5 separate regions of the Homo sapiens genome follow, and all the other regions are linked to region 2. The links are chromatin loops, found by intact Hi-C in ENCODE. Cell type or tissue: psoas muscle. All regions are shown on one strand. Region 1 has its middle 360 kb from the start of RARB-AS1. Region 2 overlaps RARB (retinoic acid receptor beta). Region 3 overlaps RARB (retinoic acid receptor beta). Region 4 overlaps LOC107986070 (a long non-coding RNA gene). Region 5 has its middle 89 kb from the start of RARB-AS1.

The links. Peaks named below come from ENCODE experiments on the same cell type or tissue, not always from the same donor. Only the 100,000 strongest peaks of a DNase experiment are listed, where the experiment ranks them.
Region 1: a loop joins it to region 2, with 5 times the contacts of the local background. A loop is called at or near these places in 54 of 110 quality-filtered maps.
Region 3: it touches region 2 in a loop (4-fold over the local background); 18 of 110 quality-filtered maps call a loop at or near these places.
Region 4: a loop joins it to region 2, with 7 times the contacts of the local background. A loop is called at or near these places in 73 of 110 quality-filtered maps.
Region 5: a loop joins it to region 2, with 2.7 times the contacts of the local background. A loop is called at or near these places in 9 of 110 quality-filtered maps.

What each region holds. Positions count from the first base shown.
Region 1 is chr3:25,019,364-25,024,363 of GRCh38, forward strand. It overlaps a transcript of RARB not described here and the pseudogene RN7SL216P. Among named protein-coding and RNA genes, the nearest start is that of RARB-AS1, 360 kb to the right of the region's middle. In psoas muscle, a CTCF peak has its summit at 2,638 (motif pointing right); no DNase peak of the experiment used is centred here.
Region 2 is chr3:25,591,692-25,596,691 of GRCh38, forward strand. RARB (retinoic acid receptor beta) reads left to right here. Exons shown (of 8, transcript NM_000965.5): 6 at 1,812-2,016; 7 at 2,829-2,987; 8 at 4,729-5,000. The coding sequence ends at 4,925. Among named protein-coding and RNA genes, the nearest start is that of TOP2B, 71 kb to the right of the region's middle. In psoas muscle, CTCF peaks have their summits at 989 and 2,580 (motif pointing left); a DNase peak (open chromatin) is centred at 990; H3K27ac peaks cover 2,125 bases.
Region 3 is chr3:25,438,549-25,443,548 of GRCh38, forward strand. All of the region lies in intron 1 of RARB (retinoic acid receptor beta), which reads left to right. It also overlaps the pseudogene H3P10. Among named protein-coding and RNA genes, the nearest start is that of RARB, 13 kb to the left of the region's middle. In psoas muscle, a CTCF peak has its summit at 2,863 (motif pointing right); a DNase peak (open chromatin) is centred at 2,903.
Region 4 is chr3:24,771,588-24,776,587 of GRCh38, forward strand. The region is part of intron 1 of LOC107986070 (a long non-coding RNA gene); the gene reads left to right. Among named protein-coding and RNA genes, the nearest start is that of THRB, 280 kb to the left of the region's middle. In psoas muscle, a CTCF peak has its summit at 2,388; a DNase peak (open chromatin) is centred at 2,394.
Region 5 is chr3:25,293,078-25,298,077 of GRCh38, forward strand. It overlaps a transcript of RARB not described here. Among named protein-coding and RNA genes, the nearest start is that of RARB-AS1, 89 kb to the right of the region's middle. RefSeq lists an enhancer at 776-1,975. In psoas muscle, no CTCF peak of the experiment used is centred here; no DNase peak of the experiment used is centred here.

The DNA of each region.
Region 1 (5,000 bases), 570 kb before region 2:
TGATAGACAAAGGGTAGCATGGAGGGAGATAAGCCATGCAATTGCTAGTGGGGTCCGGTTGGGATTGGCATAAGAAATCCAGTTTTTATCTATGAGAGTGCCAGTGATGCCAAATTCCCTTTTTTTTTTCTTCACGGGTTTATAACCTTCTAAAAATAATTCTTTGTAGCTCAAGGTTCAGAAAGCTTAATTTGCATTAATACATGATGTGCTGTGAATGTGAATATCAGGGCTTTTTATCTGTGCCTCAGAGAGAAGCATAGACAATAACCAAACCTTGTAGCTCTTTCAAAAGACAGACAGGTAAGGTGTTCATTTCTATTCCCTCTTGCTGCAGGGCGAGGGTGGAGAAGACTGAGGCATAACTTGGTTATTACTTTGCTACTTAGGAAGATAAACAACAGGGTACCCAAGGAGGGCAGCACATTTTGGAAAGCAGACCAACGCTGGATGATCTGAGCTTCAGCTGGCTCTGAGTTCTGTGAGGTCTTCCATGGGGGCACTTGTTTCATAGGCAGCAGGGAGCTTGGGAGATTAAAGAGACTCTCAACTCTCAGCCCAACTTTCATACTCTTAACCCTGGGGAAACAGATTATGTCATTCTTGTGCATTTATCTCACTGGTGACCTCTTCCAACTTACACAGAGAATATGACCTTTCTTATATGAGTAAGTATAAGTTGGGGATTTTACCCAAAACAAGCCCTCAGAATAAAAGGTACAGATGTATACTCAAGTTCTCTATTATTATTATTATTATTATTATTATTATTATTATTATTATTATTATTATTTTATTTGAGAGAGGTGGGTTCTCACCAGGTTGCTCAGGCTGGAGGGCAGTGGCTTTTCACAGGCATGATCCCACTGCTGATCAGCACATGAGTTTTGACAGGCTCTGTTTCTGACCTGGGACAGTTCAACCCTCCTTAGGCAACCTGGCAGTCCTCTGCTCCTGAGAGGTCACCATACTGATACCAAACTTAGTGTAGACACCAGATCAGCAAAGTGCACTACAGCCCAGGGCTCCTGGGCTCAAGCGATCCTCCTGTCTCAGCCTGCAAGGTAGCAGCTGTGACTACAGGTGCACCTCTATAAAGCATCTTCATATACGGCACAGTCTCATAATCACTTTATTTTGAATAACCAGGAATCCTGTTTGGAGAAAGCAAATTCGTCTAATATATCCTTCCCTGATGCTGGTTTTAAATACCTATGGTGGTCACATGAAAAGCCCTTTCTTTTTTTAAAAAAAAGGCAAAGAAATGTAATATGGTGTTTGATTTCATTGCATATAGGCTTTTGAAGATCACCTTCAAAAGTAATAGAGCAGTGCTTATGTTGTGGAGATCACCCATAAACACCTATAGAATGAATAAACAAGTCACATATCCTGATATTTTGGAAATGAATGCTTGAGGATCTCATTTAAAATATTTTAGATTTTTCTACAAAAAGTAACTGGGCGTGGTGGCACGTTGCTGTAATCCCAGGTACTTGGGAGGCTGAGTCAGGAGAATTGCTTGAGCCAGGGAGTCAGAGGTTGCAGTGAGCCGAGATCGTGCCACTGCACTCCAGCCTGGCAACGGAGTGAAACACCGTCTCAAAATAAATAAATAAATAAATATTTTAGATTTTTCTAGTGGCATCATTTTACTTGGATTCAAAAAGTGGAGCATCTCTAATGAAAGTAAAATGATGTATTCTGAAAAATTATTAGATTATGAAAATGTAGTTCTCTTGATGGTGAACGCTGTTGTAAAAGATCTATGTGAAGGATTTCAACACTATTGTTTGAAATGAGAAGGAATAGTACTCCTGAAGGTAATATATTACTAATGCAAATTTAATTTTACATCCTAAAGCAGGAAATTATCCTAAATATGTATGTAAGCATTGAATCTCCATCCCTAGAAGTTTCTGTATTTATGTCAGTCAAGGATTTTTTCTGGTATTACCTGAGAAAGTAGAAGATTGACTTATTTGTAGTCTTGTCACTTGAAAGTCAGTTTATTGCCTTTTTTTTAGTCAGATCAAAAATACCATAAGATCTCTGCTTGTAAATGAGCTAAGAATCACCTTAAAAGCCGTAAACTCACCAGAACAACATCCCATGCTAATGGGATCTGGGACAAGGAAGTGATAAGTAAAGAGAAGCAGAGGTAGAGTCCTTCAGGGCAGTGGTTTGAAGACTTAGTAATGGGCTTATATACCTAGTTTATTGCAACCAGGATAGGAAAAATAAACAATTCATCTTGGTGTTTTCATTCACTTGAGAGTATTTTTTACTGGAAAAAAAAATACCCAATCCATTTAGGTGTACATTCAGTTTTCCATTTGTTCAAATTTTTTTTTTAAATTCGAGGACCTATAATGTCCAAATGTTGTACTGAGTGCCAAAGAAACAGTGTTGGCCAGAAAGACACAAGTCACTATCTCACTCAGCCAAATATGGCTGGTCTTACAAAATGAGTTTTAACACATAGGTCCTTTGCTTCCCAGGTTCATGCTCTGAATTACTGAGGCAGATTGTATTTATACATTTTAATTTATCAAATATTTGATAAATACTGAGTTAGGCACCAAGTAGTAATGATTATTAAAAACTGAATTTCCCAATTACATGGAGCTTGCAGTCTAGACTCTAGAGGGCAACAGAGGCACTGATGAAGCAATGACACAAGTAGGTGGTAAAATCCTAAGAGAGATAAGTGCAACAAAGAACAAGTTTTTATTACTGCCAGAAACTGGAGAGCTTTGAATTTTTTAAACCCAAGTATAGTGTACATGTAGAAAAGTAACGAAATCGTAAATGTACAACTCAATAAATTTTCACAAACAGAACGTGACCAGCATCTCAGAAGCCTCCTTTGGCCACCCTTGTCATTACTCACCCTAAGGGTAACCAATATCTGGACTTCTAAAGCCATTAATTAGTTTTTCCATTTGTATATAAAATGAATCACATAGCTTGTGTTTTTTTGTGTGTTGACTTTCTTTGCTCAACATTCCCTTTGTGAGACACATCCATATTTTTGTGTATAAGTTGTATAGGATTTCATTTATATGCATATTTTATCACCGATGCTGTTAATGGGCAATGGGAGTAGTTTCTAATTTTTTAAATTTTTCTAATTTTAAAAACTCTGGTCAAACTATTCCAAAGCGGCTGTATCATTTTGCATTTTTACTGGCAATGCAAGAGCATTCCAGTTCCTCTACATGCTTACTAGCCCTTGGCACTTTCAGTCTTTTTTACTTTAACCGTTCTGTTGAGTATATAGCATCACATTGTAGATTTAATTGAATTTCTAAACAGGGAGGACAGGGAAGGCTTCCCTGAAGAGCTGACATTTGAAATGATGATATGTAGTTAACAAGATGACAATGAGTACTCCAGGAAGAGGGAATGGCATTGTGTAAAGATGAGTGGCAAGAAGCAGCATGGTGGGAAAGAGCTGGTGAAGGGAGCTAGGGTGGCTGAAACAGGAGTGGACAGTCGGAGATGAGGACAGATATGTCAGGAGTGGCCTGATAGTGCAGAACCTCAGAGAACTAAGGAGCTTTATATTCATACTCGGAGCAACAGAAGATCATCACCAGACCCTAAGCAAAGAAGATTGATCAGATTTGCCCAAATCACTTTAGCTGCTGCATGGATTACAAATTGGAGGGACAAATGGGTAGAGGGAGGGAGATATGGGTATTGATAGGCAGCTACTCTAATAGCCCAGAACAGCTTCAGTTCTTTCAGTAAGGAGTCCCCTTTCTGTGGCTACTTGGCCTGCCTGGGTCTCAAGTCCATAGTAGGCCTAATTTAAGAGCCTGATGTTACCATAACCTTGGGACCTTTTGTGACATGCAACCCTTGGGTACAGGATTATACTCCACAGTAATGTGAGAAAAGTATAGCCACAATCTTAACTTCAGTCTGCTTAATCAAGAAGCCTATTTAATAATTTCTGAGCACTTGAGTAGGAGATTGATTGATTAATGCGGTTAAAATGATGGCTTCTTTGTCTTTTTTATTTACTGAGGTTAAGACGAATGTTGGCTTTGTCCTTTATTGATTAAATAAAGGCCTAGGACTAATAGCTCAGTATGTGTTTATGAGCACTCACAGGATACACCGACGCAGCTGAGTTTGCTTCAACATAAGGGAAACACAGGGGTTAGGACTACATCACAAAGGGAGTCTATCCTTCCTGTGTACCAATCAAAACTAGAATTTGCATTTTCAGTCTCTGGGTCACTATTATTAGGGACTTGGGATGCGTCCTGCCACTGTGATTAGCCAGGTGTGTGAAGTCTATAGATGTGGTATGTGGATGTTTGTATGTGAGACAGCTATGAAAGGACAGAGTGGAAGTTTCTTCTGTGAGGTTATCCAGTGAAACCTCAATAGATTAGAGCGGCTATCTAAACAGTTATTCAAATGACAACATAACAATCTGGAGAAATTAATTTAGGGTACATTAAAAAGTAATACATGCAGAAATATCTCTAGATGTGGGTGTTTGGGGAGGTGGGTAGAGGATTACGTGAGTGTGACTGTGTGTGTATGTGTTGATATCATAGTCTGAGTCTTACCATTAACTCTGTTATTGGACAATTCCCTGGCTCTCCATATGTTGTTTTCTACATCTGTGAAATGAAGAAACTGGGCTTAGATAATCCCTAGGGACTATCAAGCTCTACTCTCAGAGTCTTCCAGTATTAATCAGCCATAATAACATGCTCTCCAATGAGCCTTCCATCACAGCCTAATCCCTGAGTCTCAAATTAGAAAATTAGGTTAATTAAAACACATAGAAACTCATAAGACTTTTGTAGATTTTTCTTTGCAGCCCTGAGAAACTTTAGATCTGTCTTTTCTAATTTTTGAAAGGATTGTTTGATTTAGTAGGTGCGGCCAAAATACAATTATTTGATTACCATTATTTATTGACTGTTAGTTAATAAAACTATCAGAATACTTAGAAACTATTTCTGAGTGTGAAT
Region 2 (5,000 bases):
ATGTTAGGGATGAAGAGGGCTTACTCATTCAGTTTTCCTCTCGGAGTTTTAACCAATAAGACACTGAAGTCAGACTTTTAAAAATATATACAACAGAGGCGCTGCTGCACCCTCACTCTATAGGATGTCCTGGTGCCTTCCTCCTTATCCACGCTGGAGTCCTTTGTGTAGGGAGAAGGCTGGCTCCTAGGTCACTGCCTTCTTGGAGATTTAGAGAACCCAAAAGCATGTGACCATTGCAGTACAACTGTCCCATCATGGTTCATGTGGTCCAGTGGGTTTGAGGCTCTTGTGGATCCACCACCAGTCAGATAGGACTGTCTTCCCCATGGGAAGTGTCCTGGTCCCAAACCCCCAGTGTTTCCCTGACAAGATGAGAGATTTGACAGAAGTTTTTCTTTTAGGAGACCTGATGGGAATATGGGCAGGATGGAGAGGGCTTTACTACTCCTCCTAGGTAGAGGTCCTGTGTCTTCCTCAGAGGCCACTCCTCTCTGCACATGGCTGTGTAACAGGAATAATGCAGGCCTTTCTGATCACATCTGCCCTCCTGTAGGTTGACACTGAGGTGGACATTCACAGGACTATACCCAGTCAAATTGAATGCCATTATCTGGGAAAAACTTTCAACTTCTTCAACCTCCTGAGTTATTCACTTTTGTCCAGGTGGGATTTACTTCTCTCTGTGCTTCAAGCAGCTCTGAAACTTTTTCAGAGAGAAAAGTCAAGTATGGAAACCTGGTCAGCAGAGACCCTTTATTGTCGGTGCAGAAATGTGGTTCTGGGTGGGGAAGTGCTCTGCAATGCACGGAGCTCCTTACCAGCATTTAGGCTTAATAGGGCAGTGGAAACATGAACCAGGATTGAGTATCTACAGAAGCAAGGCATTTTTAGTTTGTTTTGCTCTGAGTGAGGCCTAGAGGCACAGGGCAGTGAGCAAGAGTCTCCTTAGTAGCTAGCGCCCCAGGGGGCCAACAGGGTTATGTGTCAAGCATACACTGGGTGGGACTGGGAGACTCTGGCAGAGTGACTCAGGCTTTTTGCCTGTAGAAATCCTGCCTACACTTTAGGGTTCGGTTGAAATGCTACCTCTTTATGGATCTGCCCTTGATTTCCTCCTGGCTATTTCTGAGCTTTCCTTTTTCTGAACTCCCTAGTACCTTGCTGGTTTCACTCATGTCCCTTGTATTACAGCTGCCTGTGTAACCGTGTGATCAGAGGCATCATGGGAGAGAGAGCCTAACTTGGGTTTGAGTCAGATTCAGTTACATGTTAACTATGTGACATTGGGCACATCACCTAACCTTTCTGAGCCTTAAGTCCTTCATTTGTAAAATAAGAATAATATTCACTTTACCAAGCTGTTTGAAAGATTGAATGTAGGGTATGTACAAAACTTGATATATACTATGCATTTAATAAATTGTCATTTATTGCAGACTGTAAGCTCTTAAAAAATAGAATCTTATTCATCTTTTTTTTTTTTTATCTCCAGCACCTGGCACAGTGCCTGGGACATAATTAGGCACTCAGTAAATGTTTATTTGAGTCAAGTAATGAATTACTTTTAAAAAGATATTTCTCAAAATTTCTTATGTCCTGTTTAGTGTTTCCTAAAAAACTTTAGCCCCTGGGTTTTGACTTCTGTAGTCTCTTAATGAAAGAGCTAAAGAAGACATTCAACATGTGAAAGGGGGACAGACTGCCCCAAGAGCTCCTTGGAAATCTTCATGTTATTTCCTGCTTACATCTGATTGATGATTTCAGGACAGGATGGCTTAGAACATCCATCAATTTTTTTTTCCTTCCAGATTCTTAGAATTTGCACCAGGTATACCCCAGAACAAGACACCATGACTTTCTCAGACGGCCTTACCCTAAATCGAACTCAGATGCACAATGCTGGATTTGGTCCTCTGACTGACCTTGTGTTCACCTTTGCCAACCAGCTCCTGCCTTTGGAAATGGATGACACAGAAACAGGCCTTCTCAGTGCCATCTGCTTAATCTGTGGAGGTACCAACTATGTAGAAAAGCCTCATGAAATTCCATGAAGAACAGTTTATACTTGTAATTTGTGAAAAATTCCTCATTTCCCTTTTGGAGTTGTTTTACATGGGAAAACATGTGAATAAAGCCAGGCATACATGCCTGGTTTCATTGTATTTTTCCATGTTGTTACAAATTAACTAATGGTATTTGGGATCCTTCTGCTCAGAAAGAAATCCCAAAAAGCTATTACTCCAATTGCCACAGATTTTTTTTCTTAAAGGCAGGATCACACTATTATAAAATGAATTGTCTGGGGACATTTGAATGATGACAAGGGACTTGTATGTGCTGTTTGTTATCTAGTGGGTAGGCATACAAGTATTTGGCTGGGCCCTCCCACCAACCCTTGCAGGACTGGGATAAAATTTAGCTTTCTTCTTTGTAGTGACCCCTACTGGCCTATAGGAGGCTGAATCGTAAGTGGTTAAAAAGTAATGGTTTTAATTAAGGAGCAGATTTATTTTATGCTAAAATAACCATCCTGCTCAAGATTTGTTTTAATTCAGTTTGGTAGTGACACCTTCTGGTCAAAGGAGGTAATTCTTTCCCTGGGACAAAAGCAACCAGGCATCAAAATGTTTATACTACCAAGGGGGGGCAGTTTTTTTTTGTTTTTCAAGTATCACTGCTTAAAGCAACTGCATAAGTCTGCAAATTTGTGTATGTAATTGAATTACCAAATTAATGAACTCATAACAGTAGGAATAAGGAAACAAGGAAGAGGGGAAAAGGGCATAAATCCTGATTTTGTTTAATACTTTATTCCTGGTATCCAGACCGCCAGGACCTTGAGGAACCGACAAAAGTAGATAAGCTACAAGAACCATTGCTGGAAGCACTAAAAATTTATATCAGAAAAAGACGACCCAGCAAGCCTCACATGTTTCCAAAGATCTTAATGAAAATCACAGATCTCCGTAGCATCAGTGCTAAAGGTATGTCTTCGTGCTCTCAGTACTGTAGTCACACAGTGGACTTGAGGGCCTTACCAGGTTGTGTTGCTTTATTCAATTCAGGATGTTTAATGGCTGCTTTTAAAGTCTTGGAACTCATTTCTCATTGAAATCAAAAGGAAATACTATCCCTCCCCCCTCTAAAAAAAAAAAAAAAACACCTCAAATCTTACCCTATTCAATTATCTTAACGATTGAGAGCTTTAAAATTCATGACTGATTAGAAAAACATTGTTTTCAAGAGAATGTACTAAAACAGGCTAATTCTCTAGGTTCATACATTTAATTCCAGCTTTCTACACATCTCTGGTTTATGTTACCTTGACTCCAGTTTTTCTTGAATATCTAAACCTTTGTTAAGTTTCTCTCAATCACTTTAGCCATTGCTCTTTTGTATATAGGCAGATTTTCTTCTGCACACTTCTAAGCAAAGGAATTCTTGCCTAAGAGGTATATTCTTTGCCTAGTGATTTTCTGTTTATGTAGCAACTCAAGCAATTAATAGAGGTGCCTAGATCCATATCACAGTTGAGTGTTTAACAGTAAGGTTTTTCTATGTAGAGAGACAACTCAGCAGCTATCCCTGGTACCAAATGGGCTATTGTCATTCTCCTTTCCCCATCAGACTACTTACTCTGTCTCTGAAGATGTTTGCTAGCCAAGGAATAAACTCTGTATTTCAGAAAGTGCTTAAAAGCACAGGGAACTTGTTTGACAAGCAGTCTTAACTCGAGCTCCTTCTAAGAGGTCTCCTAGATGAGCATTCTGAATTCATCCTTGCATGGAATTAAGAGTAGAAGTAAACAGCAGATACCAGTGTGGTTGTGAATACGGTATCTTTGATTTTTAAAAATGAGGCTGTTTAACATAATACTATCATTCTGTATAGATGACTAGACTAGTGATATCTAATAGAATTTACTGCAATTACAGAAATAATCTGTACTGTCCAGTTCAGTAGCCACCAGACACAAGAGGTTCTCGAGCACTTGAAGTGTGGCTTATGCAACTGAGGCACTGTTTTTCTCATTTTATTTAACAAATTTAAATTTAGCTACCTAGTGGGTATTGTACTGGACAGAGTGCTGCTAAATCTAGTTGTCAATAGTCACTGCACATCGTGAACTCCTCTGTTTGTGGGTAACTGCCATCAACCTGTCTTTTTCAAGATACACTTCTTTCATCAGGAACTTCTCTTTGTAAATTGTTATTTCCTGAAACTAAGACATCATATTTAAACGTCACCATATCTCAGCTGCTTTTCCACAAAGTAAAAATGTTTTAATGGTGTAAAATAAGGATAGCCTCTGGGAGGCATTGTTTGCATAATTTTCTGTTATCAAAAGGAGCAATTGTATCAGTTATTGCTTGCATAAAAGACGAATGAAGTTCTAGCAGATCATAAAAAGACCCTCTCTATCAACATACTATGAGTCTGAGCTGGTTGAGAACCCAATCTAACTAACTTTGCAATAAACTAACACATGATTTTTGGTGGATGCAGTTCCCATTCCAAATACATTTATCTTTCTTTGTATTTATGAGTGTGATAGTAATCGATAGATCTTTTTCAACAAAAAGCCACCTGATATCTACATTTCATAATTCCTAAGCAAGAATCTTAGGAAACACCTCTGTTAAAATATATGAAAATTGGTCCCTGGTTATCTGTCATAGCTTAACTCCTTATCTTAACCATATTTCCATTATCTCTTTTGAAAAGGTGCAGAGCGTGTAATTACCTTGAAAATGGAAATTCCTGGATCAATGCCACCTCTCATTCAAGAAATGCTGGAGAATTCTGAAGGACATGAACCCTTGACCCCAAGTTCAAGTGGGAACACAGCAGAGCACAGTCCTAGCATCTCACCCAGCTCAGTGGAAAACAGTGGGGTCAGTCAGTCACCACTCGTGCAATAAGACATTTTCTAGCTACTTCAAACATTCCCCAGTACCTTCAGTTCCAGGATTTAAAATGCAAGAAAAAACATTTTT
Region 3 (5,000 bases), 150 kb before region 2:
CCCTATAAGTGAGATGTCATCTTCATTTTACAGATGAGGAAATGGAGGCTCAGGGAAGGTGAATAACACGGATTGTAAGGGGCAGAGTGTGGTTTCAAGTCCCATGAAAGGCTTTTCTCTAGGCTCCATGTGCTGTTACTCACTTGGGGGTCCTCAGCTTCAGGAGTTGTCATCCTGTCAGCTGAGTGAAGAATTCCTGAAAAATGTTTCATGCCCTAATAATCCCAAGAATAAAACACCATCGAGTGTTTTGGTTAAGGGGAAAGGTAGGAAAAAGAGAGGTAAAGAACTGTAACTCGCATAGCTTCCTCTGATTACATTATTTTCTCTACTATAAACCAGTCTTTTACATTGTGGAGGAAACTCTGCCCAAACTATGAGGCTATTTTACTCTTTTGCCCTTTTGTTTTTACATCCTGTTTGCTGTTGAAGTCTACGCTGGCCTAGTCACTGCTGTAGCTCAGGGGGTTCAGACCAGGATTAGTCTGGTATTTACTGAAGAGTCACAAGAAGATGAGAGATGGGAAACTGGGCTTTTCATGTTACTCTAGTTTACTGGTAACCCTTATCTAAAGATGGGTGCTAAGTGTTTGTGCTAGAGAGTGTCTCTTCATTAAGTGGAGCTATTTTGTCTTCCACTACCAAAAGCAAAAAAGTAAAAGACAAAGAGGAAGAAAGAAAACTTTCTGATAGTAAAGTCGAATTAATGTTTATTTGCTAGGTATTTTAAGTATCTATTGTGTGCAGAGGATCCCAAACCTAAGTTAACCATTACCATTTAGTGAAACTTACATGAATCATAGTGCATCTAATTGGCCTCTCAGATAATGCTCTCATTTCAGTGACTTCAAACATGTCTTATTTTTTATTTTTTTGAGACAGGGTCTCGCTCTGTTGCCCAGGCTGGAGTGCAGTGGTATGATCTCAGCTCACTGCAGCCTCAACCTGCTGGGCTGAAGCAATCCTCCCGCCTCAGCCTCCCATGTAGCTGAGACTACAGGTGTGTGTCATCACACCTGGCTAGGTTTTTGGAGAGAGAGGGTTTTACCATGTTGCCCAGGCTGGTCTTAAACTCCTGGGCTCAAGCAATCTGCTTGCCTTGGCGTGTCAAAGTGCTGGAATTACAGGTGTGAGCCACTGTGTCCCGCTCAAATATGTCTTAAATGGAATGTATTCTGTATTTTGAATTTTCATATACCGTATTCTACCTGTTTCTTTTGTTTGAAATCTAATTGTTGCTGAATTATATATTTTGAGGAAAAAGAGACAGGTGGACAAATTGAAGTGACTTGCTAGAAGTCGTGTAGTGGGTTCTAAGTGGAAGCAGATCTAAATCTGTAAGACGCTAACATGTGATGCAGTGAAATACAGCATGGTACCCTGCAGTGTGATACAGTGAGGTTGGGTAGACATTCTTCGTGCACTGTACCTGCTGTGGAAGCTTGAGCTCCAGGTTTTGTTTTGGTTTTTTTCTAATCTTTAAAATGAATCCATAACACCTCCCTTGAAAGCCTAAGATCAGTCTTAAAGCCTTAAATAAGACAATGTATTTGACACATGATGCTCAGTAAATAGATTGTTTTTACATATATACATAGTTGTCAATAAGAAACTTGTTTTAGGCTTGCATGGCGACTCATACCGGAAATTCTAGCACTTCAGGAGGCCCGAGGCAGGCAGATCACTTGAGCCTAGGCACTTGAGACCAGCCTAGGCAACACGGCAGAACCCTGTCTCTACAAAAAGAATTATGTGGCCGTGGTGGCACGCACCTGTAGTCCTAGCTACTCGGGAGGCTAGGGTGGGAGGATAATCGGAGCCTGGGAATGTTGAGGCTGCAGTGAGCCGGGATTGCACCACTGCATTCCAGCCTAGGCAACAGAGGGAGATCCTGTCTAAAAAATAAAAAAAAAAAAAGAAATTTATTTAAAAAAAAAATCCAGGCCAGGCATGGTGGCTCACACCTGTAATCCCAGCACTTTGGGAGGCCGAGGCAGGTGGATCACAAGGTCAGGAATTCGAGACCAGACTGGTCAATGTGGTGAAACCCCGTCTCTACTAAAAATACAACAATTAGCTGGGCGTGGTGGTGCCCGCGCCTGTAGTCCCAGCTGCTCAGGAGGCTGAGGCAGGAGAATCGCTTGAACCGGGGAGGCGGAGGTTGCAGTGAGCCGAGATCGCGCCACTGCACTCCAGTCTGGATGACAGAGTAAGACACCGTCCCCCCCAAAAATAAAAAATTAAAAAAAAATCCAAATGCTAGCATTGTCCAGAAAAATTTAACAGATTTATTTATAATTATTATAAAGTTGAACTACTGAACCTTGTTCACTGAAACATTTTGATTTGCATTAATGCTTTACATCCCCACATTTATATTAAAAATTCACACGCAAATGAAGATGGAAAAACTGCCAATACCTAATTTCTGTCCTCTATTTTTCCACTTGCAATCATATACCTAGGTACCTTTTGACTGCATTAGAAAAAAATACCTAATATTCAGAACTACCAATAACAGGAAGAAGAAATTTTTTTTCGGGGGGGTGGGTGGGAATGAAATGTTTCCCATCATAGTGGACTCCTAAGCACGTTCTCTACGTATGCAGTGTGCTGATGTCTTCTGGCATAATTGTTAAACGTTTGATATGGATAACACACAGGTTAGTGCCCTCAAAAAGGCCAACCAGATAGGCCTCACTTGGCTCCTGCAAAGCACCAGTAGCTGCGCTCTGGAAGCTCAGATCTGTTTTAAAGTCCTGAGCAATTTCTTGCACCACATATTGGAAGGGAAGTTTGCGAATCAGTTCACTGGACTTCGTATAAAGCCTAATTTCACGGAGTACCCCAGTCCCAGGCCTGTAACAATGAGGTTTCTCCACCCCGCCAGTAGAGGGCGCACTCTCGTGAATGGCTTTTGTGGCCAGTTTCTTCCCGGATGCTTTTCCACGGGTTGGATTTTCGAGTAGTGTGCTTTGTAGGAACCGTGGTATGGACACCTCCTTACTTTCCCCCTTCTCCTTCGCCCAGAGCTCGGCGAACTAGAGGTGGCGCTGGCGTCAGAGAGCCCCAACTGCAAATCCAATTCCCCGATATTTTATGAATTTTTTTTAATGCAGAAAAGTTACAACAGCTTTACTGCAAACACCTGGATACCTACTGCCATAGCTACCATTAAAATTACCAGGTTTCTTTTCTGTGTTCTCACCCTTTTCTCCTTTTGCATATGTTTGTTTTGTTTTGTTGACTGGGTCTTCTCACTAAACTGAGAGTCTTTGAGTTCAGGTATTGTGCTTTTTACCTCTGTTTTCCCAGTGCTAATATAGTACTTGGTCTATGATCCTCAGTAAACTATGGTTGAACCCACATGTATGTTCTAATAAACAACCCTTTAATATACTCGATATCAGTGCCCTTCAATAGAACTTCCTACAATGAAGTTTCCAATGATGGAAAGGATCTATAATTCTACATTGTCTAATATCATAGTCGCTAGCCATTTATGGCTGTTGGAATTTGAAATGCGGTTAATACAGCTGAGGAAGTGACTTTTTAATTTTATTTTATTTTTATTTATTTATTTATTTATTTATTTATTTATTTTTGAGACGGAGTCTCACTCTGTTGCCTAGGCTGGAGTGCAGTGGTGCTATCTCGGCTCACTGCAACCTCCGCCTCCCGTGTTCAAGCCATTCTCCTGCTTCAGCCTCCTGAGTAGCTGGGATTACAGGAGCGCGCTACCACGCCCAGCTAATTTTTGTGTTTTTAGTAGAGACGGGGTTTCATCATATTGGTCAGGCTGGTCTCGAACTCCTGACCTCATGATCCACCCGCCTCGATCTTCCATAGTGCTGGGATTACAGGCGTGAGCCACCACACCTGGCCAATTTTATTTTATTTTAATTAATTTAACTTTCAATAGCCACACATGGCTAGTGGCTACTGTATTAAACAATTCACTTCTACATACTTCAGCTATTATTATTCTTTCAGTATTTGTTCATTTTCTTTATTTCCTTTTTCCCTTCAGCCTTTACTCTTCTCTCCTATGGCTATTAACAAGCTCTAATTATCCCTTTATGTAGCAGGTAAACAGACTGCAGGAAAATGTAAACAGAATGCTGTAGGGTGGTGATTTCAGTCATTGTTTAACTCCTTTTCCTTCTGGGTGGAACTATTTTTCCTGGGGCCTGGCAAGTATTTAGCACTTGTTTTGCTAACATTTAGTTTGCACAGCTAAACCAAGATTTTTGCAGAATCTCAGTGGGCGGGAATTACATTCCCTGTAGCAATCAAATCATGGAGACATACGATGTCTATTCCCGTGCTCCACACCTGCTTGGTTTTGAGATGGGCAGAGTATCTCCCAACATTTTCAAGCTTTCAACTCAGCTTGAACATTTCAACAAACTTCAGGGAGGCAGAGAGGAACTGGCCATATTCTATGGAAGCCTCAGTTTGCCTTCTGGGAAATACCATGAGCTCTCCCCCGGGTGCCTCCTCCTGCTTACGTGTGTCCTCTGCTCATAACCCAGAGTGCGGCACACAGTAGGTGCTCAGAAATATGCTGAGTGTAGTTCAGTGAAAACGAAATTGAGAACATCTCAAGTGAGCTAATATTTTTTGGTTATTCAAAACACCTCTAGTAAACTTGATGGGGGCTGTCAAAAACTTGGGAGGTTCAGTTTGGCTGGGATGGCAAAGTAAGTAAGCCCTTATAAGTGCATTTGCTGGCAAACTGGCCTGAAAACATGAGAGTGGAATATTTCCCTGGGCTACTGGCACTTACTTTGAGGTCACAGAAATAGATTTTCTGATGGTACTTCCTGTTAGCCAGGACATTATTGCTCCCCCTTGTCCCCCCCACCACCCCTTTTTTTTTGGCCTATCCCTAGAAATGGTGTGAAGAAAGTAAATAAAAATAAAGCTAAAGCGCGCCGGTAATCTCAGCTACTCAGGAGGCTGAGGCAGGAGAATCGCTTAAAACCCGGGAGGCGGAG
Region 4 (5,000 bases), 820 kb before region 2:
AGAAATTTTAAACACAAATGAAAACTCCAAATGGTCACAGCAAATTACAGAATTAAGATAATTCAAATTCTGTCTCTTCACATTTATAATCACTGTGCTATTGTGTATTCTTAATCTCCTATCTAACTGCAGAGATAGGTGGTACCACCAAGTCGTGCCCCTGAAGTGTGCACCAGCAATTCCTCAACACCACGTAAACATTTTCTCAAAACTTGTGCAGGCAACTGAGTCCATTTGTGTTGGACGACAACCGTGCAACTGGAGCTTCTTGGAAATAACTTCCATCTGGCATACAGTGTTTATTAAAGGATAAGAAATTTAAAATATGCTAAATTGTAGCTCACATGTATATTATTAAAACTCAGCAGAAACTACAGCACTTGTGTAGAACTAAAACTTAGACTAAAGAGCTTTTCTTCTCAGAGGAGTATTTTATCACTGACATTATTTACAATTGCAAGTTCATGGTAACAATAAAAAGCAAACTGACTTTTAGTTAGTTTTAATGTCACTTTTGAATTCTCTACGGATAATTCTCTACTTATTGTCTGCGCCTGGAGTAGATGGCATTCACTGCACCCCTTTTGGGATGCTAGTACAAATTATATCTAAATCTAACTTTCTTCATCCCTATTGCTTCCAACTTTAGGAATCCATGATTTTTCTTTAATTATTGCAGTAGGCTCCTAACTTTATAACTGAACTTGCTTCTTAAGTGTTTTCTTTTTTCCTCATCTATTTGTAACACAGCAGCTAGAGTGATCTTTTAAATGGCAGATGAATCAGTCACTCCTCTATTCAAAACCTTCAAATGACATCTCATTTGTCTCAAGGTATATGTTTGCCATGAACATATGCCTGAGTCCATGCTTAAGTGAGCTGCTTCTAAACCACAACTGAATGGCTCTACTTCTGTTGGGTGTGCTTCTACCTGCTCCATTGTCCCATCTGATTTCACTTGTAAACCACAAGCTCCAAGTAAAATTATTAAGAATTTCAAGATGATAGGAGAGCATTCAACCAAGCATGTGGCTCTTCTCTACAACAGAGGTTGCACATTCCAGGTCTTACGGTTTGGAGAAAACAGACTCATCATGCACTCTTGTGAAAGAATCAACTAATGCACACACCCTGGAGAGAATTGGCATTATTTAGACAAGTGCATAAATTCAACAAGCTGATAGTTCCCCTCTGTGTCTATAACCCAGAACACATCTTTTCCAGACCCAGAAAGGAACACGTATGAGGATGTTTACTAAGACATTGCATGTAGTTAATAGAGAACAGGAAGAAAGTGAGGCATCCACTACCAAGGAATGAATGAATGAATGAATGAATGAATGAATGAATGAACGATGGTGGAGGCATACTACGGAGCAATTAGAAGCCATGAACTAATTTGGTGGTTCTTACTCTGGCTGCTCACCTGAGGAAATTTAAAAACTCCTGGAAGGGCACAGTGGCTCATGCCTGCAATCCCAGCACTTTGGGAGGCCAAGGTGGGAGGATTGCTTGAATCCAGGAGTTTGAGACCAGCCCGGGCAACATAGCAAAACCCTATCTTTACAAAAAAAAAAATTAAAAATTAGCAAGGCATGGTGGCATGTGCCTGTATTCCTAGCTACTCAGAAGGCTGAAACAGGAGGATCACTTTAGCCCAGGAGTTTGAGGCTTCAGTGAGCTATGATGGTGCCACTGCCCTCCAGCTTGGGTGACGGAATGAGACCCTGTCTCAAATAAATAGATGAATAGATAAAATAAGAATTATTAATGCCTAAGCCCCTGTGCCTGGATTAATTGATCTAGAATGGGGATTGGTGTTATTTAAAAGTTCTCGAAGTGATTTCACAGTTGAAAACCATTGAACAAAATGGACATACAGAAATTTGCATATATATTTTAAAATTAAAATGTATCTTATATATTTTATATTTTTTCAAAATGCAACAAATAGGGCATATGTAAATTAAGGCCATACCAATATATAAAATATATTTTCCTAGGAAACTTATATCTCCAAAAACATATATTAAATAGGGTAGAGTGGTTGTCATGAAAGAATGGAGAATTATAGGAGATGCTCATTATCAAAAAAGAGAGAAAATAAGAAAGTGGATTTATCCAAATTGTTGATGATGGAGTTTAATTCTCTGAACCTAGGTGTAAAATAAGTAATAGTTACTAAGAACTGCCTGTATGCTAACCACTCTTTTTTCTAAGTGATTTAATTGTATTATTTCATTTAATCATCACACTGATTCTGTGAGGTAGGTACTATTATTATCTCCACTTTGCAGATAGAGGAAATCAAATGCCAGATGGGTTAAATGGTTCATGCAATATCACAGGGCCAAATAGCAGAGCTCTGCTTGACCCCAGACAGAGGGCGCTCAAGCTCTGCACTTAACTGCTGTGATCTACTGCTTCTAACAAAGATAGTGGGGAAAAAAGAGGAAAGGGATACAGAAAGAGACAGACATTGACATAGAGAGCGCAGGGAAGAAAGAGAGAAACTGAGAGATGGTCTGAGCCTGAGGATCCATGCAATCGCGATTTTAAGTAATTATTGATCCTAACTTATAACTGAATTGGCACTAGTCATAAATGATCATTAAAAACAGAGCACTTCTCAATACTTCTCTTTTATTTACTATCAAGATGAGATAATCTGGAAAAACCTAGATTAAAAAGTTAACAGCCCAAAGGTGAATGTTTAAGATATATATTCAAGACACAATAAAAACTATGAGAAAATGACAATAATATGGGTGTACAATTATGGCTTAGAAGACTAAAAAATCTCCTAAGAATCTACAAAGGATAAAGGAAGCATGAAGTAGGCTCCTCTGAGAAGAATCCCACAGAGATGATGTGTGTTTCTCAGTGCATCATAAAAGGCAATACATGATGTCAGTTTGTTTTATGATCGGTAATGGGAACTAGATCACTAGGATTAAAGTGGTATTGGCTAGATTTCTGCACTGTAAAGTTTCTATTTTTCCCTTCGTCCTTAGTAACAATTCTACAGGAGACACTTCAAAGTTACAAAAATATGTTTCTGCTCAAATGTTCACCCACTTATTTTAGTATTCATTGGTTGATCTTGTCTGTAACAATTCTTATTACTGTAGTGTTTAATATTTTCTAATTTCCTTATTCCTTCTAAATGTATTAATCAGAATTCTTCTGTAGGGAAGAACTGTTCCATTTACTTACTTATTTATATCAGCAAGTTCTCATGGATATTTATTTTATTCTATGAGTTATATTCTAATACTATCATTATTTATTTTGTTGTTCAAATTGTTCCAGCTTCAGCCTTTGGGTGATTTTCCTGGCTGTCCTCAGTGTCCTTTCTACCTGTCTTATCCTTTTCTGAATACTTTCTTACTTCCTCGCACCACATGATCTGATGTGCCCTGGGTCGTTTTATTTAGAAGCCAATATCTCAGAGCTGGGTATGTTCATTACTACTGAGTTGTAGCTGTTTCTAGGTTCTCTCAGTGGGCAACCCTGGAAACTATATGTATGTATGTATGTATGTATGTATGTATGTATGTATGTATACTAATCTTTGCAGACAAACACCTCTATATTTCAGTATTCATCTGCATATAAAATAATAAGAAATAAGAGTTTATATGGATACCACACGCTCAAATCTAACATCAGGGGGTTCATCTAGATTTTTCCTCTTCTTCATTTTAACTTCTGTCTCAAATAGTGAGAAACCTACAGTGTATTCATTTATTTGTTCAACTCTGATCCATTCATAAAGTAATTTCAGAATTCTTAACCCATACCACATCAGAAAAAAAAATGTCTACCTAGAGTACTGTAATTGTGTACAGTATACTTCTTTTTGTATTTAACCTTACAACATCTAGTCAGGCGTATTTCTCTTAGCAAAATATATTGAAGATTTATCCAGGTTGTTATATGTATTGATAATTCATTACTTTTTACTGCTGGGGAAGGTTTCATTGTATGAATGTACCATTCTGCTTATCTATTCACCAGTTGAAGGACATCTGGATTGTTTCAACTTTCTGGTAGCTATGAATAAAACTTCTGTAAATATTCACATATAGGTTTTTATGTGAATGCACATTTTCATTTCTTTTGAAGAAATAACTAGGAGTGGGTTTGCTAGTCCATGTGGTAAGTATATGTTTAATTTTTTAAGAAATTGCCAAACTATTTCCCAAAGAGGCTGTACCATCTTGCATTCTCACTAGCCACATATCAGAGTTCCAATTGCTTTGCATACTCACTGGCGTTTAGCATTATTTTTTTAAGTCTAGCTATTTTAGCATTTACATATATATATAAAATATATAAAATTGTGATTTTAATTTGTATTTCCCTAATAATGATATTAATCATCTTTTCATGTGCTGATATGCCAGCTGTTTATCCTCTTTGTTAAAGTCTGTTCTAATTTGTTCTCTGTTTTTTAAATGGATTGTTTGGTTTCTTATTAATGAATTGTGAGAGTTTTAAAAACTGTATTCTAGTTGCAAGTTCTTTGTCAGATATGTGATTTGGTTTGCAAATGTTTTCTCCTGATCCATGCTTGTCTTTTCATTCTCTTAACTTGGCTTTGCTAACCAAAAAGTTTAAAATTTTAAAAAGTATAATGTTAATTGATCTTTAAAATTTTTTGACTCTTGGTTTTGGTGTTGTTTCTAAGAAACTTTTTGCCTAGCTCAATGTCATAATCATTATCTTCTATGTTTTCTTTGAGAAGATTTTATAATTTCACATTTTGCATTTAAGTGTATGATCCACTTTGATTTAATATTTGGTAAGGCAGAAGCTATGGATACAGATTAACTTATCTCATATGGATATCCAATTGTTCTAGTAACAGTTGTTGAAAAGATTATTTTCTCTCCATTGAATTTTCTTTGCACCTTTATAAAAAAATAAGTATATTTGTGTGAATCTACTTCTGGGATCTCTATTCTGTTATATTGATCTTGTATCTATCTCTGTCA
Region 5 (5,000 bases), 300 kb before region 2:
CTCCTAGTTATTCACAGCCTGGCTGTGCAGTCACGCAACCAGATCAGACACGTTATGTAGAATTTTTCGCCGTATACCTGTATCTGTATTCTGATACGTTACGGAGAAGCAGTACAGTACTGTAGTTAAAAATGTGGGCAAAGGCTCTGAATTTTCAGTGTTCAAATGCCAGTTATGCCACTTACTGGCCGTGTCAGTCTGGGCAGTGAGCACCTATCTGTACTCAGTTTTGTCATTTGTAAGATGAGGCTATAATAATACCTACTTCATAAAGTCCTTAAGAGTTGATGTTTTATAATGAACCACTTAGACCAGTGCCTGGCATATCACAAGCCCTCAAACGTTCATTGTTATTAACATTTTTAATGCTTCTTTTTGTAGTTGATGCTATTGTATTGTTGACGATGGGAAGAATGCCTATTACCCAACATACAACACAGCATTTTCCAATTTCAGATGATATTTTGCAGAACACTGGACAAGAGAAAAAGAATTTCCCGAGGCTAGAGTTACTCCATTTAAAAAAAAAAAAAAAAAAAAAGTTCAGAGATAGGAAGCAGCTGTCTATGACAATAACTAATCCCATTTTCCTAAAACCATCATCACCTAGTATCTCTATCTTTGCTTTCGTCTGATTAAATGGAAATGTCTCAGGTTTAGGAGTTCTGGCTAAAAAGGTGGTATGTGTTTGTCTTCTGCCTGTTCTCTGCCACCAAAATGAAGAACTGGTTCTGCTCACCTACCCTAGCCAGCCTCACAGGGTCACAACCTAGTTGCATTTTTGAAATTCAAGCCAAGAATGCTGGAGCTCAATTTCACATGTGTCGTAACTGGGAGTGGCTACTCATGGCTCATCGGTTGTCTGCACCCTTCTCATTTGTTCTAAGGGCTTTGTTACTTTGAATAAGCCTTCTTAGCTTCAGCCCAAGTATCACAGAGACAATAACTTCGGAGGAGGTAAGGAGGGGATGTTCACCGAAGGATTCACCGAGGAAAATGCAGCCTGTTTCCCAGGAAAGAGCTCCACATCTGTAAGAATTCCATGAACAAGTCAGAACTTGCCAAAAGGATCAGCATAATCAAAAAACCAAAGAGGACTGAGATAAACCAAAAAACACCATATGTTGATTATGTTGTCATTCGTTAAGAATTAAGTTTATAAACCTTGGGTACTCACTGAGAAGCAGCATATTCTAGTAGGAAAAGTCCAGGTTTTGAAGAGAGACATTTGAACCACAGGAACTTAACTTTAGTACTTACCGCATGGCCTTAGGCAAGTCCTGGTAGTGAATTCATTCTCTCTACCAGTCAGCATCCAATAAGGAAAAATAAATGCCATTCCAGCTATTTCTAGCAGAAGGAATTGAATATGGGGAGTTGGTCATACAGTTGATGTAAGAGCTAAAAGAGGAAACTGCAGAATGGGGCCACCCAGACATTAGCTACAACAGAAAGCCACTACCCCTCTCCCAACCCAGGCTGAAGGGACTACAGGAAGAGATGGTGCTGTTGGAGGTTAAGATCTGGGGCAGACAGTGGGAGCTAAAACCACAGAGGAAATTCAGTCACTGTGGGAGAAGCCACCTAAGGCAGAGGGAGAGAGGAGAGAGACCATAGCTTCTCTCCTTCCAACGGCCCGTTGGCGGAAGCTTCCTAGAAGTCATTTGGCAATGTATTCGTGGCCTCCCAGTCTTTTCTCCTACTGTTTCTGTAAAAGAAGAGAGAGGAGGAAGAGGGAGTGGAGGGGGGAAGGAAGAGGAAAAATCACCAGCTTTGCAGATTTGCTCTCAGATTCATTCCCTGCCTTTACCCTGCTCTGGTCTTTATCACAGGGTATCGAGGTGTATACACAGATAATAGTGCCCCAGTTAGCCCTTTACTATGTGATTAGTCCTGCTGTGTCTCATGGAAAAAGTATTTCTGCTTTTTTCTCGAAAGACAATCTGTCCATTTTCCCAAAAGAGTAATATGTTACCCAAATTATATAGACTATGTGTTACCACTTACCGTGTAACTCTCATATGCTAGAGGGGCAACATGGTACAGTAGTTAAGAGCAAGAGCTCTTAAGTACTTGTGTTCAAATCCTGGTTGTGCTTGCTTTGTGACTGTTGGGCATTTTAACTGCTATGGTCAGAATATTTGTGTGCCTCAGAAATCCACATGTTGAAATCCAGTCCCCAATGTGTTGGTATTAAGAGGTGGAGCTTTGGGGAGGTGATGAGGTTCTGCCTTCATCAATGGCATTAGTGCCCCTATAAAAGAGGTTTGAGGGAGACCCCTTTGTCCTTCCACTATGTGAGGATGCAGTGAGAAGATACCATCTATGAAGAACAGAACTTTACCAGACATCAAATCTGCTGGTACCTTGATCTTGGACTTCCCAGGCTCCACGACTGTGAGCAATAATTTTCCATTGTTTATGTATTACCCAGTCTAAGGTATTTTGTTATAGCAACCTGGACAAACTAAGACATTAACCTCTCTGGTCTCTTGTTTGTATGATGGGATTAAAAAGAGTCCCAGCCTCATGACACTTTTATTTTATTTGCCTAATATGTAGGGCTGTGTTCTTTTAAGTATTAAATGAAAATTCTCCCAGGCCTAAGATTCGATATGTCAGTGGCCCACTTTTATTGCTGTGATATGTGGACAAGATGGGACTATTTCTCCTTTGGTTTTGACTAAGACACTCACATGCTAGATAATGAATACCAATCTAAATGTAAGGCAGATCACCAACAGCAGAAAATAATATGTTGAGAACAAGTTCCATGACCCTTAGGCCCTTTACCACAGCAGCTAGACGGAGAATTCTGAAGTATCAGGACGGGAACAAGGATATATGGAGATGGAGGATTTATTTAGAGAAAAGGGAGCTTTGCCTCACACACCAAATGTGTTTCTCAAAAGTGCATCTTGTTGGCTCAGTAAATTTTCATGGTTTTCTATATTAGAGACTTAGGATCTAGTTGAATCAACTGTCTAAGCAAAGTATGTTCAAGGATGCCTAATCTTACATAATAGAATGAGCCCTAGGGACATCCACCAAAAGAGGCAAAACTTGAGATGAGCCTTGAAAGAAGAAACTTAGAAGAGGGTAAGAAGACACATACATCATGAAGTATTCCAGAAACAAGGAAAGATCCTCTCAAACCCACAGTAGAAAATTCAAAGGGCAAGGCAGCCTGGAGTCTGCCAAAAAGGCTTTTTTTTCCCCCAAAGAAGCTGGTAACTAGGGTTTTGCTGGAAGTTCCTACTTAGAGGAAAATTAAGCTATCTATGTCCATGGGAAATGAAAGGTGGGAAGTAACTTCACTATTTCCTAGCTTTCTGGGAACTCGGGCAAATTATCTCTGTGCTTCTGTTTCATCATCTGTAACATGTTGATTTTAATTGTACCTACCTCTTGAAGTCGACATGAGGTTGAAATGAGTTCATACATGAATATATTTAGCATGGTAGCCAGCAGGTAGTAAACATTCAAAAATTCTTAGTTTAATTATTGTAATTATTCAGTGGTAAAGGTCTGGCAGAGAAAGAATGAAATTATCTGGATTACTGGAGGGGGAAAAAAACCCTCACTCTAACTGGGAGGGTCAACTTATTCCCTGTCCAAATTGTTTACTGTTTAATTCAGTTCTCAGAATGGATCTCTAACTCTGACCCATGAACCGGTCCATGTATTACTAGTTAGAATTTGGAAGTCCCATTGCTTTTGTTCACCTGCCTGAATCCATAATATATTTAAGTGAGCCAGACATCTCACTTGCATGCTATCCTAGCAGTGCTTTACTTCTAAACTGCCCTGGACAAGATATTTTGCAGGAGTGAGAAGATATGCCTTCAGTGTCATGGGCAGTCCGTGAGGCTCGTGGACTGAGAAGATTCCTAGAGACTTTGAGTTTTGTGTAGGGCTCTCATTTCCTACCTAGATAGTGTCTGTGAAAGAGCTAAATGGATTCTACAATGGCTAAAGACCGAAGTCTTTTATCTGGCCTGTGTAGACTTATAAGAGTTCCATGTATATAAACTTCAGGAAATCCATGAACTCTGTGATGGTATGCAAAATGGTATGTTCCCACACAAGTGTACATCTTAGGAGAGGATTAATTGCTTTCATCATATTCTCAAATGGTTAACAAATAACTCAGGATAAAGTAAGGGAATTAAGGTCTAGATATTTTACCAGCAGAATAATTAGACCTATAACTGAAACATAGAATTAGAGGACAAAAGGAGCTTACAATCAGTTCACTTAGCCCTACAACCTTTCCCTCCCTATTCCTGATGTTGCTTGAAAAACTGAGTACTCAGAAGGTATTCTTTTTTTTTTTTTTTTTTTTTTTTTTTTGACTTACAGCTTACTTTTAATTTTGTCTTGGATTTAGACTGGTCAAAGGTATTCCTGCTTCCTCCACAGAGATGTAACATTATATGAATTCATAAGAATCATGGTTTGTTTGTTTTCTTGTAATCTGAAACAGCTTTTATCAAAAACCTAATTCATAAAGAAAAGCTAATCATGTACAGGGAAAAGCAGATCTTCGTGGGGATTTTTTTCCTTTATCAGCGTAATTATAGTCTTATTTTTTCTTTTTGTTTTCTCCCCTGTTAAAAGCAAGAGATGGTCCCATTTTTTCCCCTCATTCCCCAGTCTAGTCTCATGCATGGGACTAATTTGACAAGACAAATCATTGGAAGAACATTTATCTTTATCCAGGAGGTTGTTTTCAGAAATTTTTTGATGTTGTCCTAGATTTCTACTTTTTTAGAGGCTTTTTGAAATGACAGATGGGCTCAACTGCTTTTAATGCCTGGTGGGGTGAGGAAGAATTGCATTCACTTATGTGTGTGTGTATACATATGAGAAACATTAATTTTTAATTTACTCTGTTTACCTTGAGAAACTGCCAGTGAATGATTCAGATATTCCACAGAAAGGGACTTTCTTTTGTAATATAGGACAAAAGACAGCTAAGCATGTGTTCTTTCTTCAAA